Regions from separate parts of the Homo sapiens genome. Here region 1 is linked to region 2. Evidence: chromatin loops called from intact Hi-C (ENCODE). Cell type or tissue: dorsolateral prefrontal cortex. All regions are shown on one strand. Links, peaks and the distances in the headings refer to the core of each region. The heading gives the core; the rest is flanking DNA. Region 1 overlaps FGFR2 (fibroblast growth factor receptor 2). Region 2 overlaps LOC105378519 (a long non-coding RNA gene).

Region 1 (5,380 bases), core at 255-5,254, 590 kb after region 2:
CCCCTCTCCTGCAAGTCCAACAGCCAAATCAGTCTCAGGATGGCCTTGATGACAGCATTAATCAAAGGTGGAAACCTCAGCAGGAAATGTCAATGTCAGCCTCTGGCCACGTCTGTAGGTCCCAAAATGGCTTTTTTTTTTTTTTTTTTTTTTTTTGAGACGGAGTCTCACTTTGTCGCCCAGGCTGGAGTGCAATGGCACAATCTCAGCTCACTGCAACCTCTGCCTCCTGCGTTCAAGCGATTCTCCTGCCTCAGCCTCCTGAGTAGCTGGGATTACAGGTACCTGCCACCACCCCTGGGTAATTTTTGTATTTTTGGTAGAGACGGGGTTTCACCATGTTGGTCAGGCTGGTCTTGAACTCCTGACCTCATGATCTGCCTGCCTCGGCCTCCCAAACTGCTGGGATTACAGGTGTGAGCCACCGCGCCCGGCTTTCTTTTTTCTTTTTTGAGATGGAGTTTCACTCTTGCTGCCCAGGCTGGAGTGCAATGGCATGATCTTGGCTCACTACCACCTCCACCTCCCAGGTTAAAGCAATTCTCCTACCTCAGCTTCCCGAGTAGCTGGGATTGCAGGCGCCCACCACCACACCCGGCTAATTTTTGTATTTTTAGTAGAAACGAGGTTTCACCATGTTGACCAGGCTGGTCTCTAACTGCTGACCTTAGGTGATCTGCCCGCCTCGGCCTCCCCAAGTGCTAGGTTACAGGTGTGAGCCACCATGCCCAGCCCCAAAATGGCATTCTGTTTGTTTAATAAGACTTCTGATTGAGACTAATAAAAGCTATTAAAGATCCATTCTAACCCTCAAAAGAATCCTGGTTTGGAAGGGAGGAAACCAGCATTTGTTGCTGGCCACCTACCTGCCAGCCTGATGTTTTCATCTGCTAACCCAACTGATGCCTCGTAACTAATGTAGTGAGCTGAAGGGTGACCTTTGAGAAGGTACGTCCACGTCCTAAGCCTTGGAAACTAGGAATGTGACCTTATTTGAAGAAAAAGGTCTTTGCAAAAGTACTTAAGTTAAAAATATCAAGGTTAGCTCATCCTGGATTTACGGTGGGCCCTAAATCCAGTGACAGGTGTCCTCACAAGAGGAAGACAGAAGGAGATTTTGAGACACACAGTGAGAACATGACTACATGAAGATGGAGGCAGAGATTGGAGCGGTGCCTCTACAAGCCAAGGACAGCTACCAGAAGCTGGGAGAGGGGCGTGGAACTTGCCAACACCTTAATTTTGAATTTTTAGGCTCCAGAACTGTAAGAGAATAGATTTCTTTTGTTTTAAGCCAATTAGTTTATAGTAATTTGTTAGGGGTACCCTAGGAAACCTAATACAACCATCATAGGAATGAGGTAAGTATCATCATTCCGATTTTACTGATGATAAAACAGAGCCTCAGAAAAGCTAAATAATTTGTCCCAATTCACTAGGGGCCCCAGGTATGGCCACGGACAAACCTGCTGTTCATTCCACGGCATAAGCCGCTTTTTTTGTTCTAACATTCATGAGTTCCAGTTCCTTCATTTTTGGACACAAGGAAAGTGCAATGAGTCATCCCAGCATTGTAGCTTCACAGTGACAGGACCTCAGTCAGAATCCAGGGCTCTGGTACCACTCAATGATGAACGATGGTGAAGGCTCGCCACCTCCCGGAGCCACAGCTACTTTAGGGGAGCCCATTTTATTATCGCCACAATTACCAAAACGTGGAGCATCACACTAATTTTCCCTTGCAGTAAATAGCTGAAAAGTAATGGTGTCAATTTTAATGAGGATCAAGCCAGGCTCCTAAAAGGGCTCCCATAAATGAAAGCATTTCCCTTACACACAACAATGGCTTGCCGTTTAATTCTAGAACACAAGAATGTCACTTAAATTACACGGCTTTTACATTAAAGTGCTTATGGGAATGCCTTTCCAAGGAAGAATTTCAATAAAAAGATCTCACCCATCTTGATGCTTCATAATATCTGAACCACAATCTATGTATCATAGAAACAAAAATAAAACCCCAAAGAATGTGGGCAAGAATGGGACTTCGCTTTCACTGGGAAAGGGTTTCTGATTTTCTGTGAAACAGAGAGGTGGCTGAAAAGCTGTTATCACACAGCAGTGTATCACATTTGGGCCTGTGGGCTACCAGAAATTCACTGCTTAAGCTTGAATCCTTTTTGTTTCCACTTGCTGAGATGTTCAGAATGACTGCCAACCCTGTACGTCTATATGAGCCTCTTTAGCTGACTCAATTCTTATTTTATTAGTGCTTCGCAAAGCAATTACTAGGGTTTTGAGCAGAGATGAGAGTATTTCACACTTCCATCTTTACTGAAAATGCCTTTTACTCCACTGACTTTTGGCTTCTATTTATAAAGAAGGTTCAAGGCTTGGAAAATTATTGGAGTTGAGCTTTAATGGATATTCCCAACCAGCATTGTGTCATTATTGGCCCGTGTTTAGCTGGGCGATCTCCCAAATTTGTGACATAATCAGGCCTCTCTCTGCATTACTCCATACACTCCACGCTCTCTCTACATTACACCACTGAATCATACGCTCTTTTCAACAAGACTGATTGCCAGGGGATTAACATTAGACAGCACAATTCCATTATTCAGCAGCCCAATTCAAATCCCAACCCTAAACTCTAAGAGAGATTTCAGGGCTTCACAGGGATGAGCCGCCAGAAAGCTCAAAGGGGAGGTGGGGTGAGGGGCTTTTGAATGTTTTACATAACAACTCAACCTAAAACTTGCTTTAAGCAAGAGCCCAGACCGGAGTGGCCGCCATCTGACTCCACGATGCCTAGAATGGCCCCAGCCCAGCCTAATGAATGATGTGTAGACCTATGCAAAGCTATAATCCCAAAAGACTGCTATAGCTCAATTATTTTTTCCCACAATAAATTACTTAATTTCAAAATTAGGTATTTAGAACATTTAGCCCAAAATCTCTCTTTCCCTAAATAGAAATAGTTTTACGTCACATTCGGTACACACAGGAACCCAGGTAAAGGCCAAGTCATATGCTCTTTGATCAATGGATTTACAGTGTATCAATGCCAACACAAATGTTAATCATTTTCTTCTCAAATTTGAGTGTTACTTCTCTTTTTGTTTGTTTTGTAAAATATCTGAACATGGTAATTCTCACTAAGAAACATGCCACATGTTTTCTCTATGGGGAAAGAGCTCTAAAACTCACTCTTTTATGAATATCTATAGGATCAACATTATTCAAGGACCTATCAAATTTCACATGAAGGCTTCTGAAGAACAAAACTCAAATCTTCGAATAAACACTATTTTCCCTGAATGCTTATATGCAAATGGAAGTAATGGTTATATCATGCTTTCTAAGGCAGAGTGTCTCGTAGATCCAATTCCATTTAACTTGACAGAAAATCAAAATAGTTTTGTTTACTTTTCAGTTAACCTAAAATTTTAATTAACCAAATCTTTGCAATTTGGTTAATCAAGCTTTTGGATTATTTTTTTAGTGGCTTTTTGGGCAATTCCAATATGTAACGGGGTCTCCCTCTTCAAAGATGTTTTATTGAAGGAGACCCACACATGAGATGATACTAGGCACACACGCACAGGCTATGATGTAGGAGACACTTCGTTTACAGAGGCACAGTGGGTGGTGTGGGCTTGTGGAATTACCAACAGTCACATTACGGCAAAACGTGAGTGTGAACTGAGTTGAGTCTACAGCAGAAGATAGCAACCTGTATTTAGGGGAGGACAAACCAAAAGAAGGCTCAAGGTGGCAGGTTGAAAGTCAAGGCACATGACAGGAAAGAGAAAAGATGGCCCCTACATGGAAGGGATCTTAACCTGCCATCCTGCAACAATGAAGTATGTCTTGGGTAGAGTTCCATATGTTAGCAATCCTCCAAGACACAGAAACCTCCTTTCTTCATTAGTTACAACAAAGCCCCATCATCACAGGCAAAACCTGGGAAGAAACTTGAATTTCCAAGACAACAGGCGAGGTGGTCTTCAATGTTTAATTAAAATGGCCTACTTATCTGTGCACTCTGACAAAAATGTATTTATAAGCTCATATACATGGTTCCCTTTGCACAGAGGAAATAGATGCCAGGAACAGACACTGAATTGGTACCGTCTAATGACTTTCTTGTGATGGAAGTGAAGGGCCCTCAACATTCACCTTTTTCCAGCCAGCCACAGGCTCAGTCCTCAGACCTTTTCCTTTACTCTTCAGCTGGCCTTCTACAGTTGCCCTGTTGGGGAAATGATGCTTCTCTTTTAAAACCAAAGGTCTGCTACAGCACATCTGTACCCTTTTCACCTGCCCAATTAACATTTTCAGAGTAATCTCAGCTTCCAAAATGTCAGACATTTCATACCACGTCCACTTTACACAGATGACGCTTGGGAACCATGAGGATCATGCAAAGCTCATAAACCCTGGCTGCCTGGAAAACAGAATATTGTCAGATGACAGAAGCAGCCTTGTAAAATGATAGTAGAAAGAATAAGAATGAACCAATTCTCCTGAAACTTATGGGAGAAACAGGACTTAACGTTCATGCTTTCAAACGAGTCAAGCAAGAATGGGCTGGTATGCAGCCGCCACACGAGGAGAGGCAAACTCACCCACAACATCCAGGTGGTACGTGTGATTGATGGACCCGTATTCATTCTCCACTACACAGGTATAATTTCCCTTGTCAGATGGGACCACACTTTCCATAATGAGGCTCCAGTGCTGGTTTCGTACCTGAAAAGATCAAAGCAAAGGCGGTTATTTAACAATCCTAGCACAGAATACCAAGTACTGTGCTTTCTTGATTTAAAAAGAAGCTGAAGGAGGCAAGAAAGGTATGGAAGAATCACCTAAATTCTAAATTGATAACTGTCATTAAGAATCGTGAGAAATGAAAACCATCATCATCATCATGGTGAACACCTGTGAAGCAAATATTGACATATTCAGATCTGCAGGAGTATTCGGCAGTGTACAGCGTGGGTCTGTTACCATAATGGATTTGAGGGCTCCTCTAGGAGAGGCCAACTGGCCAGGGAGCCTGAACACCAGCCAGCCTGGTACCAATGGCCACGGGCAGGCGAGCTACCAGTTTGCCCATCCACTAGGAAGCCTCAGCCTCTATGGCATCACAGAACCATGTAGAACTAACATTTATAGTGAGCATTTACTATATGCCAGGCACTGCTCCAAGCCCTCTGTGCTGCCGTAGCTAATTCATTTCTCCTAAGGGGCTCATAGTTCTCAGATGTTGTCTGGATGTCTCAAGAAGTTTCAGCTGGGAACATCAGTCTGCCCTTCCCATCTCTGGTTGTGGCTGAATAGATATACATGTTCCTCAGAGAAATACCCAGAATTC
Region 2 (5,380 bases), core at 163-5,162:
CACAGCTTGAATGAAAGTTGGATAAAGATCTGGAAGGTTCAGGGGATCCCCAGGCTGGAAGGAGCCTGGTTTCTAAATAGGACACCGATGCCGACCATCTTTTTCAAGTTAAACTTTGGAAAGTTCCATTTGCCATGCAAACTACCCTTGCCCTGGATGGGTTGCCCCAAGAGTGACCCAGGAAAGTTTAGGTGGTAAAGTTGCAAAATCAAGTGGCTTCAGGGCCCAGGCAGAGATTTCACTTTCAGTGCCCTGGGATGAAATCTCTGGATGTCCACGAGGCTGACCTGGACTTCCCGGATTGGGAGGCCTTGTGGTCAAAAGCCGAGTCCAGTCCTGAACACCAGATCTAAATGTTCAAGAAGACTGTGCAGATTTACAGGCTAAATCAGAGTCCCTGGTAGCTGTTTCCGACCTCTGTATGGGGCTTTTAGAGTGAACTGTGGTCTCATCCAGGCGTTTCCCGACCATTGCATCCCACACAGGGCCTCCCTTCTGATTTTATCGTTAGTCTCTCTCCCTGTTGATTTCCTCCAAGTGCTCATCACTGTCCACACTCACCCTGTTTATTTCTGCTCACCGATCTGGCTTTTTAATCGAGGAGTCTGTGAATAAAATCTGGAGGAGGGGGGTCTATGAACTTGGACAGGAAAATATTTATATCATTATTTTCACTGTCTGAGATTTAACAATTTACTCAATTATGAAAATCGGCAACAAGCCACAGTGTATTAGCAGTGTCTGTGACTTTGTCTCCAACAGAAATCACAGCTGTTTTTCTATCACGTCGTAGTTGATGCAGTTATCTCAAAATATCAGCTGGGCTAATCACTATTTTGAAATGACTGTAGTTAATAGATTGGTCTGTAGATCCTGTTACATCCTCTATCAACGAAGAACATATACGAGTATAGCACCACTTAAAAATATTTTGATAACTGCATGACAGTATAATCGGTTTGTTTCATAATCCTGTGTATCTTAATTTATGCTTTTTTCAAATATTCTGGCCTCATGAGACTGGCAAGAAAGACTGTAAGCCATCTTTTCTGTTACTTTTTCTTTCTTTCTTTCTTTCTTTTTTTTTTCTATTTTTGAGACGGAGACTCTCACTCTGTCACCCAGGCTGGAGTGCAGTGGTGATCTCGGCTCACTGCAACCTCCGCCTCCCGGGTTCAAGCGATTCTCCTGCTTCAGCCTCCCGAGTTCTCTTTTCTATCCTTAGCCCCGACCTTGGGTTCTGGCACACAGTAAGTGCTCAAGACAATATTATTGACTGAATTAATGAAGGAACCACTGAACAAATGAATTAAATAAGTGAACTGAACAAATGAACATGAGCCTTAACGTGGCCGTGGGTCCACGTCCATGGACCCACGTATTCTGGAAGGTGCAGAAGTTTCCACGACCCTTTGCCACCTGAGCTTCTGTCTGTGCGACATCCACACTACCCACCAGGAGAGACGGGGGTCTTGCTACCTCCACTAAGAACAGTAGGAACAGCTCAGAGCTGACCACGGCGTCCCCACTAAACAAGACTCCACCGGCCCATTGCCTTTTTTGCTCCAGCCACACGGGCCTCCGGAGACCAGAGCTGGAGATAAGGGGATGATCCTTTTTTTTTTTTTATATTATACTTGAAGTTTTAGGGTACATGTGCACAACGTGCAGGTTTGTTACATATGTATACATGTGCCATGTTGGTGTGCTGCACCCATTAACTCATCATTTAGCATTAGGTATATCTCCTAATGCTATCCCTCCCCCCTCCCCCCACCCCACAACAGTCCCCAGTGTGTAATGTTCCCCTTCCTGTGTCCGTGTGTTCTCATTGTTCAATTCCCACCTATGAGTGAGAACATGCGGTGTTTGGTTTTTTCGTCCTTGTGATATTTTGCTGAGAATGATGGTTTCCAGTTTCATCCATGTCCCTACAAAGGACATGAACTCATCATTTTTTATGACTGCATAGTATTCCATGGTGTATATGTGCCACATTTTCTTAATCCAGCCTATCGTTGTTGGACATTTAGGTTGGTTCCAAGTCTTTGCTATTGTGAATAGTGCCGCTATAAATATACGTGTGCATGTGTCTTTATAGCTGCATGATTTATAATCCTTTGGGTATATACCCAGTAATGGGATGGCTGGGTCAAATGGTATTTCTAGTTCTAGATCCCTGAGGAATCGCCACACTGACTTCCACAATGGTTGAACTAGTTTACAGTCCCACCAACAGTGTAAAAGTGTTCCTATTTTTCCACATCCTCTCCAGCACCTGTTGTTTCCTGACTTTTTAATGATCGCCATTCTAACCGGTGTGAGATGGTATCTCACTGTGGTTTTGATTTGCATTTCTCTGATGACCAGTGATGATGAGCATTTTTTCATGTGTTTTCTGGCTGCAAAAATGTCTTCTTTTGAGAAGTGTCTGTTCATATCCTTCGCCCACTTTTTGATGGGGTTGTTTTTTTCTTGTAAATTTGTTGTTCATTGTAGATTCTGGATATTAGCCCTTTGTCAGATGAGTAGGTTGCAAAAATTTTCTCCCATTCTGTAGGTTGACTGTTCACTCTGATGGTAGTTTCTTTTGCTGTGCAGCTCTTTAGTTTAATTAGATAAGGGGATGATCCTAAAGGGACGCAGTGGTCCCGCCCATCGCCGCCTCTACAGGGAGGGAGCCGCGGCCCCGAGCTGGCCACGCGATGGCGCTGTGCACCCGGCCGCGGAGCCCCTGCACGTCCGGCTCCCGCTCGCGCTCTCGGCTCGAGCTCCGGACTCCAGGCTCGGAGCAGGGGTTCGGGCTACGGTTCCCGGCTCCGAGGGACCGCGGGGCTCTCTGCCTGGGAAGGAAGCTTGCGGGCCTCCTCGGGCCTCGCTGCAGCCCAGCTAGGTTAATCAATCAGCAGCCGCTCAGTCACCCATCCCTTCCGCATCAGTTGCGTGGGGCTGGGGATCATGCCTAGGGCGGGAGGCGTGGGAGCGCAGGGCGCCCCGGGTCCGGATCCGGCTACAGGGGCGAACAGAGCGGGTTCTCCATCCCCTGGGGTGAAATCTCTGGGCCCAGGCTTTGAGACCCTCTAACTCGCCTTGCACACCCTGTGTCTGCAGAGGAGGCTGTAGTTCAGAGGCCAAGCCCGCTGTCAGAAGGCAGCCAGGCGGACTTGAGTCCCAATTCCTCCTTCCTTTCTACCATCATTCTCTCTTTTGCAAAATGGGGATGATAAAGGTCCCGACCAGTTGGTAGGATTGACGGAGATGGGGCAGCACAGGGCTCCTAAGCACAGTGCCCCGCGCCCAGTCGGCACCGCGGGACGCATCGTCTGCAGCCGCGTGAGCTCGGGCAAGGCGACCTGGACTCATCTCCGCAGCAGGGACGAGGTCCGCCCTGTACTTGCGGCATCTGCGTGTGGTGGAACTGACCGAAACGCTTGCGGAGCTGCGCACGGTGCCTGGCACACCGTTAGCAACCCTTCCCTTCCCTTGTTCTGCGCCTGTCCTGTGAGTGGACAGGAGGACACCCAGGGCCTCCGCTGCCTGTCCGATACTAGTCACCCCAGGGCCTAGAGGCTTATTCCCTGGAGATGGGACCCACGCCAAGCCAAGGTCTCCCATTTTCTAGAGAGAACTTGGGCAGCCGGGAATGCCATCCTTGGAAGGAAAGGCAAGAGGGAGGTGAACATTCATTCCAAGGCCGTTAAACATGGGGAGAGGCACTGCTGGAAAACTGTTCTAGTCAGAAAGAAGCTGCTTAGTAAACCCAAGAGGCTCAGCGGAAACCCAGCCGCGGTGCTTGAGGACGTGGGGAGGCTCCAGCTCGCTCCGTTCCGTGTCTGACGTCTGCCCTGCGTGCGTCCCAAGGCTGTGTCCCTGCTCGGTGTCCCTGGCCCACCGGCCCTCCGGCTTGTCCCTCTGCGCGGTCACTGGGGCGTGCAGACCCGAGCCGGCCCTCCCTGAGTCAGCCAGGGACCCCGGAGTGTCGATAATTAAGAGACACACGTCAAGAATGTAAATTCCTGTGGTTCCCAGACTAGGAAGGGTTCACTCGGTGCCTCAGGACAATTACAAGCCGAGGGAGTCTGAAAGAGCCAGTGTTAGTGTTTAAAGTGTTATCAGTTTAATGAACTACTTATGAAGTGTTAAATGCATGCAAGTGTAAACTGCAACATCTGGGTTTGTGTTTTATTTGTAGACTTCAAACTGGGCGCTTGGTGTTTTGAAAATGCCAATTAACGGTGTAAAATCAGAATTTCTAATGGGAGGAAGATGTTTTTGTGACATCTCCCTAAACTATCTCAAAATGTCTTTAAAACACACACACAAACATTCACACACAAACAATGCAGCCACAAGGACTTAAAGGATTTTCTTTTTAAATAAAAAAAAAGCAGGAATTTGCTGCCCTCTTCTTTGTTCTTCACTATATATATGTATATAGCTAGTGGAAAGAAGAATTTAGCATCAGAGGTGTCATCAGCACAAATTTCTCAGAGGTTGTTGTAGGAAATTTGTCATTTCTACCCATTTCTTCCAGGCCAGAAAATAGATCGCCTTCAGGAATATTTACTGTGCTTTCTTGAGAAAAATTTCCAAGCTACCCCTTGAAGCAATGAAGTTGGATTTGGAACAAGTGGAAACATTATAAAATTGCTTATTTTCTTCCAAAATTTGTATTTTTCTTCCTTATTTCCTGTTAAATCAGTGCCACTCATTAGCAACCATATTTTTGCATTATATACTCAGCAGAATTTTTGCTCCGTGACTGCATTCCAAATTAAACTTTTACATTTCCAGGGAAAGTGTAACAAATGTCTAAATCAGTCAGAATTTAAACTAATGAGAGGAAGGGAAGAAAACTCAACTTTCTTCTTCTCGTATAAAAGCGATTGCTTTTTATCTGTTTCATGCTTCGGGGACACTTTTATCCCTGGGATCTTGAAAGGATCATTCACAAAGCAAGAAGGCTCAGGAAAACAAAAAGATGTCTAAATTCAGCGCTGTTGAAGAGTTCTGACAAATGCTGGTTTCAGGAAACAAAGGCAGACACTTTGAGGATTTCATTGCAAGATTTGGATAGGGCTGCCTGTAACCAGTGGCCCTACCGTAGAGCTGGAAGGATGTCACAGGTGGTATGGTGGAATTCCGCCATGTGATAGCAGCATACCCAAGATAATTCGTTGATAAGGTTGCAGATAGAGACTTTACCCTTTGCTGAGTGTTCCTTAATTGGCAGCTACCAGTCTCATTTATGGGTGCCCCTCTGCCAGGGTGCGGTGAAGAGAGCTAAGTGCAAGTTATTGCTTTCTGGCCAATAGCACATGATCCTCTTAATAAAAAGAGGGTGACCACACATGTTAATTTCCTGTCAACGTGACCCAGC

The links. Peaks named below come from ENCODE experiments on the same cell type or tissue, not always from the same donor. Only the 100,000 strongest peaks of a DNase experiment are listed, where the experiment ranks them.
Region 1: it touches region 2 in a loop (7-fold over the local background); 4 of 110 quality-filtered maps call a loop at or near these places.

What each region holds. Positions count from the first base shown.
Region 1 is chr10:121,533,961-121,539,340 of GRCh38, forward strand. FGFR2 (fibroblast growth factor receptor 2) reads right to left here. Exons shown (of 18, transcript NM_000141.5): 6 at 4,632-4,755. Among named protein-coding and RNA genes, the nearest start is that of FGFR2, 62 kb to the right of the region's middle. In dorsolateral prefrontal cortex, for the core only: no CTCF peak of the experiment used is centred there; DNase peaks (open chromatin) are centred at 1,637 and 2,491; H3K4me3 peaks cover 1,258 bases; H3K27ac peaks cover 5,000 bases.
Region 2 is chr10:120,946,357-120,951,736 of GRCh38, forward strand. All of the region lies in intron 2 of LOC105378519 (a long non-coding RNA gene), which reads right to left. Among named protein-coding and RNA genes, the nearest start is that of WDR11, 98 kb to the left of the region's middle. In dorsolateral prefrontal cortex, for the core only: CTCF peaks have their summits at 2,700 (motif pointing right) and 2,899; DNase peaks (open chromatin) are centred at 2,715, 3,366 and 3,819; H3K4me3 peaks cover 1,384 bases; H3K27ac peaks cover 2,398 bases.